Linked DNA regions of Mus musculus: region 1 is linked to region 2. The links are chromatin contacts, found by Hi-C or POLR2A ChIA-PET in ENCODE. All regions are on one chromosome and are shown on one strand. The core of a region is the stretch at or near the end of the contact, and the rest is flanking DNA. Distances in the headings are between cores, read along the strand shown.

Region 1 (3,194 bases), core at 438-2,937, 43 kb after region 2:
AAAAAAAACAAAACAAAACACAAACCCCAGCTATGGTGTGAAAGGCTCAGGGTCTTTCCAAAGCATAGGAAGCAACCTAGGCTCCCAACCCGAAGATTTCATCGGGATAGACAGAGGGCGAAGGCCAGATGACCAGGATCACACTCAACATCTGGCTTTTGCCCCAGAGTGAAGCACCACTCCCTCTAAACCCTACACATGGCTTCTTTTTTTAACCAGACCTTCTCAGCTACCACAAATGCTTTGGTGGGAAGCAGCAGGAGGCCCCATCCCTTTTCCCAAAATACAGTCAGCCAGTGGCAAAGGCCAAAGAGGTGGAGCCTGCAGGCCGTTTTGCAAAAGTTTCAAATATCCTGGTACTGACCCCATTAACAGCACTAAGACAGAAATGCAGCCAAGCCTGTCCTTACCTCAGTCCCTCAGCAGTCCCTCAGTGCCCCCCACCCCCACCCCTCCCTCTCAACTTCTAAGAGTTCTGAACAAAGCCACATTACCAGCACTGGCTATCACAAACAAGATTTTCTCTTGCAAAAAGCTGAAAGTGACATCTTTAAATGATTCACGCTTCTGACAGTTGAGTCTCCAAAGAGGTCTCTGCGGGGAAGGAACTGGTGAGCTGTCCTACCTCTCCCCCAGAGCCTCTCTGAAACATGCAGTTGCCTCAGATTTTCCCCTGAAAAAGGGAGGAAGCAGTTCGAGGCTGTGCAGATGAAGCAGCCAAGTGAGGCGGCCGCCTTCCCGTGCGGTGAAGGAAGGCTTTTAACACGAACATTTTAAAGCTATAAACAAGAAAGTAAAGAAACTGGATGGGATGGGGACAAAAAACATATGGGATGACTATACTACATTAGCTTGTCCAAATTTTGGATGTGTGTGTATTGTGTGTGTTTTTTTACAAACCTTACCATTTTAAAAAAAAAATCAATATAACTGGGCGGAGGTATTATTCTCAAAACACGTCGCTTCCCAGCATTGCTGTACCGTTAGCAATAGGAAATGGAGCTACCGACAGGAAAACACTATAAACTGCTTTGGAATACAAAGGGTCACTTATTCGGAAGAAAGTTTAAAGGCTCCAGCTGTGCACCTTAATGTGTTCATAGAAGAAAACTCCCATCCCCAGACCTCTTAATATAGTCATGCCCTTCCCCAAACGCTGCCTCCCAGGACCCAGCTGGTGACAAAACCCGCTTTTCTCCTCACCCCCGACTCCCTTTGCCCGGACCACGGGTCCTCACCGTGTGGTACATGAGGGCCTCAGTCTCTCCGGGCTCTGACAGCTCGCTCAGCTTGCGGTCCCACTGCAGGACGCTCTGCTCCCCGCTCTCCAGCACCTCCATGGCGGTGGGCGCCGCGCAGGGCCGAGGATGCTGAGGCAGGAGGGGACCGCGCAGAGCCGCCGCGGGCCGGTGAGACGCTTCTCCCCGTGTACTTGGCGTGTGCGCGCGTGGAACTTATGCACTGGAGCAGGAACTCGGGAGAGCCCTGCCGAAGGCTACGCGACCCTTGTCCTCGGAAATCTGTGACTCCCCGGGGAGGACAAGCCTGCTGGGATCGGGCGGAAGGTGCAGGGGTTAAATCGGGCTGTGCATCCAAAAGGAAGGCAAAAAGGCAGCGCTCATCCCAAGAAAGTCCTCGCGCAACAAGCCCACTCCCCACTAGGGCTCCAGACAAACTTTGAGACTCCCTTGGGCTCTTGAGCTCTGCCCCTGGATCCAGAGGCGACCCCACCTCCTTCCAGGCCAGTGACCAATCGAACGCCCGTCTTGCCATCTATACCGTATCAAAAGTCCCTTTCTCATCCATGTCCCTCCCCCAGAGGGAGAGTCGCGCGAAGTCTCCGCCTAGTCCTCGGAATGTGGGCGGAGAGGGTCTTTTACGTCACTGGGGAACGCCTCCTGCCGGAGCGTCGCAATGGACCAATAGGGTGCTAGGGTCTAGAAATGATCGACTGAAACATAGATCAATGAGCTAGGGAGACCTGGAGGAGCCAACCAATCAAATAGCGACAAGAATACATTTTTATAAGAGAGGGCGTGCGCGCCCAGTGTCCTCCCTAAGAGTCTCCGCTTAAAGGAGGTTTGTTTCGCGAGTTTATTTCCTCAGAGAAACCAAGCGGATTGAAGCGCTGTCTACATTTCAAATTAGTTTAGGTCGCGTGAGTCTGTCTGGATTTAAAAGAATGCACCACATATATGAAAATGCGCACGTGAGCAGAAATCTGAATTATCACAGTTCTAGCACACATTCATTGCTAGCTTTTTATGTAGTTTTATGGCCTTTATTAAACAGACATTAGCCAATCTTGCCACACGTTTCCAAGTCCTAAATCAGAGGGCTAATTTTTTTTTTTAAATTCATAGGATTTTGTTGTTTTGTTTTTGAGACAAGGTTACCTGTAGCCCAGGCTGTCCTCAACTGCACTGTGCAGCTAAGGCTGAGCTTGAACTCCTGATCCCTCTGCCTCACCTCCGGAGAGCTGGGAGGGACTGCACGGTTATGCCACTAGTGCCTGCTTCACAGATCTTTTATTCCCAATGGAGTACCAGGCAAAAAAATGAGAGGATGGCCAGGTGGGTACTATTCCAGATACTGGTCAAAGAGGTAACGGATACTCTCCTGAGTGTCGTGGATGAAGTGGGGCTTAGGGGAAAATAAGTGTTTTAATGGCTGCAAGATGCACCCCAAAGTGAGTGTTGGGAAAGAGATCTAAGCCTTTGACCCCCTTAGAGAAGAAAAGGCCTGCTCTATAGCATTTTCCCCCAATGTGATTTTTCTTCTTCCCTTTTGAGGTTTCCTTTTATGGAAACAGCCTTAGTTGGCTATAGTTTAACCATTTTACATACAGGGCTGTGGTTCCAGGTGGTTCTTACAAGGGGACAGTCAGGTATCAGGTCTACAGAGAGTTTTGTCTTCTTCAGAGCGTGGTTTTGCTGTGTGAAGACAGAAGTCTCAGAACTTTACACTGTCTTTAAGCAACTTTTATTTTTCATGTAAAATGAGTCTGCTTGTCTAGCCTAGGATCTTTTGAGACTATTTTAATATTTAAATACAGACCTTTCTTTTTATTCTTTCTATCTATCTATCTATCTATCTATCTATCTATCTACCTATCTTTCCATCCATCTATGTTTGAGACAGGGTTTCTCAGTATAGCCCTGGATATTCTGGAACTCACTCTGTAGACCTGGCTG
Region 2 (3,410 bases), core at 26-2,525:
GTCGAGTACCTCCAAGACTTGGCTACTGGTCGGGATCCTGTGGTTCAAGCCATTCCTGGTACTGTACTTTTCCCTTGATGTGACAGGTACCACACTAGACCAGTAGCTGTCCATCCCTTTCATATTTGTCTGTCATACCAAGTGAGTGTTCCTGAGCCCCTGACTCACCAGGGGACACAGAAAACCTGGCAACATCTCCCTCAAGATTAGAGGGGAAAAGAATCTAAGGGAATCTTCCTCTGTGTGTACTCTAGAACATTTGTGTTTAAAAGGAAGAAAGTCAATAGTGACATCAGGCTAAGGTGTTTACTGATGCAGAAGCCAGGGTACACGGACGATGTGATAACGGTTCGATTGGGAGTGATCCTCTCCAGGCAGAGCAGCTGGGAGACAAAGGTCGCTGTCTACACGATGATTCATTCATTTTATCTAGGAAGCCACCGAAGAGCTAGCTGTCCACTAAGGCCTAGCCACGGAAGCATGACGAGGAAAATGGCTAAATATATTATTTTAATAAATCTTTACAACAGACATATTAGTTAGTCAGTTTACCAATGAGAAAGTGTGAGCCCAGAAAAGATCTACAATGGGCCCAAAATTGTGCAGCTCAGAGAGGGGCAGAGACAGAAAATGAGCATCTATTTCCCTGAGTGTAAGAACCACATTTTCCCACGAGACCATCCTTCCGTGAAAAGTTAGAGTTCACAGCTAATTAATTCATCCTTCATGTTGAAGGCATGGGTGCAGCATGAACATCATGAGCACGTACAATTTTGAAATAAGTACATAGAGAACCATGTCTGTCTGTGTCGAGTGGGCAACATGAGCTACGATTTTCATGTACATCTATTCTTACCAAATGATAGTGAGCAAAGAAAGGGGCAAGACTCACTATCCAGGACAGTGGGCAAAATACTTGCCAATTATTTTAGGTAGAGGCAGGTATGATTCCAGTCAGCTTATAGCTGCACTGTTTTCTGGGCAGCTAGTCCACAGCACATGAAGCTCCCTCCTAAGTGAAAGGCAAATGACTGCCCTCAACCTTCCTAAGACATATGGGGCTGTTTCTTACCTACCTCGGCCTTTTCAGCTACCTCCTCCTCGGGCTTTCAAGAGTTGGCTCTGTGAATAGAGCTGCATTCATGGCAAGCCACTTACCATACTGTCAACCATGTAGCACCAGTCAGGAGGACAGTGGGACACACTGTACTACCCACAGACTCCGTATTTGTGACTCATTTGCTTGCTAGGGTTTACTTGCCACCCCCCCTCCCAGTGGGAGTCTCTTGCGAGTCTGTGCAAAGCACGGAAAACTGAGGTCACTGCTGCTCAGGCTCCGGGTGCCAGCAGCCTGACTCCATCCTCACACCGGAAACGGTGTCCTCTGCGGGGTCTGTTCAGTGTCGTGTTTACACATCTGTGCACTGTCGATGAGTCAGTCTGCTGTTTGAAGCAGCTCCAGGCACAGTTGTGAGGTGCCTTTGCTCCCCAAAGCAAGGAGATGATGACGTGCCTCACAGAAACCATCCTTAGGCTAGATAAGTGCCATCCAAACAAGGTATGGTGCTCTGGACCGTAGTCCAGTGTAAACAAGCCAGCAGAACTCATTGAATGAGGTGTCCCTAAACAGATGCACACACTATTAAGACTATGTATCAACTGGCTGATAAAAATGCTGGCATGAGAGGCTTATGAGAATCTTCACATTTCTCTCCTCTGCTATTAGATAGTTCAATGACTTTGTGGGACTTGCTATTTTGCAAATAGCAAGAAGCGATTACAGGGAAAATCTACATATCCTTATTGTCATTTCTGTGACTAATACCCTGCTAGGCGTCCCCCCCCCCAAAGGCAATTAAGACCATCTGGGAAACTTGGACATAGTTTGTTGTCTAAGCCCTGCACATCCTCTGCGTCTGGATTTCTATCTCTTCCATGATGCACCTCCTTCCCCATCTCCTGGCTGTTGATTCCAAACCCCTCCCAGGCCCCCAGCAGCCCATATCAAAAGCCAGCTCCAGAAGTCGGTGCCTATGCCTACCCTGGGGTCACAAAACCGTTTTATCATCCACATTTGCTCTTGTCATTATCTGAAATTAACATTTATCTGTTCTGGACTTTATTATCTGACTCCTACTTTGTTGACTGTTTGACAGTGACCCTACCCCACCTATAAGGGAAATTCTGCGAGTAGGAGGTGCTTAGTCAATATTTGCTGACTTTACCAACACTATCCTTTCCTGGCATCTCTTTCTCCTTTGACCCCAGGTCCGGCCACAATCATTTAGTTCCCTGCCCAGGAGTTTAAGAATCCTTGAATCATTTAATAAGAACTTTGAAGGTGTGCCCACTGGTGTCTCTTGACTCCATCATGATTTGTTTCCTGGGAAGTAACAGAATTCAGGGTTAGGGAGTTTGTCCCTCTAAGTCACTGTAACTGCTTTTAAAAGAGGATTAGCTCCTAGTGTTGCTCTGCTGAAAACCTGCGTATCACTGGGCTGATTGATGGCCACTCCATATAACACATTCCCGCATCATGACCAACTTGGGGCACCCACCTTCTCCCGTCACACACACTCAAGCCTGGCTGAGCTCCGAGTAGCTGGCAGATGAATAATGGTGTCTGAAATTTTTCTGTTGGTTTTGCTAATGTTCTTTAAAAAGGGCCAGCAATTTACAACACAGAGTCTCCATGGAGGGAAGTTGTGGAAGAGGAAGGTTTGGGTCATCTATGACCATCCTGGATTGTTGACTACAGGCACATGGAGGTAACCCCATGTATGGGGTTCTGGTTTGACTTCCATGTACCTTAAGGCCAGGATATATACAGTGATCTATTTATAACACCAATCTTAATCAGAATGCACCTGTGATAGAAAGAAAGAATGGAAGAAAGGAAGAAAAGAAGGAAGGGAAAAAAGGAAAAGTCTTTACCCAAGCCTGTCTTCACATGGTGTCTAGGCAACTGTTGATGCAAACTAGCTCAACAAACAGCAGGCAGCCAGACAACCAAGTAAAGGAGAGGTCTTCATGGCTAGTCAAACAAAGAGGACCTTTGCAGAGTGGAAAAACATCATGACTTTCACACCAGCCAGAGATATCACACAGACATGCAACCTCGTCAGGAGGAAAACCAGAGGGCTGCGTGTGTGTGTGTGTGTGTGTGTGTGCGCGCGTGTGCGCGCGCGCTTGAGGTGCAAGCTTAAAGAATAAACAAAGCTGTTCTGGTGAGTCACAGGGTAAAAAACTCTTCACTCTTCATGGAGAGAAGATTCCATCCAAGAGGCCCCTGCTGGGGTTCTGCTATTTTCAGCCTCCACAGAATAACCAGAGTTCTGCCCTTTGACCCTGAGGTGCTAGACAGTATCTATTATATTTACATAGAAAGGATAAGCAAGATGATGGTTGAA

What was found. Hi-C counts contacts between places; a loop is a spot of excess contacts on that map. ChIA-PET counts read pairs that join two places held with the same protein, here RNA polymerase II (POLR2A).
Region 1: a map of adrenal gland shows a loop between it and region 2 (2.4-fold over the local background). The contact joins the promoter of Creb3l2 here to the enhancer-like site in region 2. A Hi-C loop is called at or near these places in 7 of 37 maps with a recorded cell type or tissue (Patski, adrenal gland, gastrocnemius and 2 more). POLR2A ChIA-PET finds 5 or more read pairs at or near these places in 3 of 5 experiments (Patski and embryonic stem cell).

The regions. Positions count from the first base shown.
Region 1 is chr6:37,440,461-37,443,654 of GRCm38, forward strand. Creb3l2 (cAMP responsive element binding protein 3-like 2) reads right to left here and starts at 1,688. Exons shown (of 12, transcript NM_178661.4): 1 at 1,239-1,688. The coding sequence starts at 1,340. It overlaps Gm33318 (predicted gene, 33318), which reads left to right and starts at 2,050. Exons shown (of 3, transcript NR_166917.1): 1 at 2,050-2,573.
Region 2 is chr6:37,397,821-37,401,230 of GRCm38, forward strand. All of the region lies in intron 1 of Creb3l2 (cAMP responsive element binding protein 3-like 2), which reads right to left. Among named protein-coding and RNA genes, the nearest start is that of Gm33275, 19 kb to the right of the region's middle. Within about 2 kb of position 1,276, at least 1 of the 3 ENCODE cell types and tissues checked has a DNase peak (open chromatin) inside an H3K27ac peak, as active enhancers do; it is heart, where a contact is called at or near this core.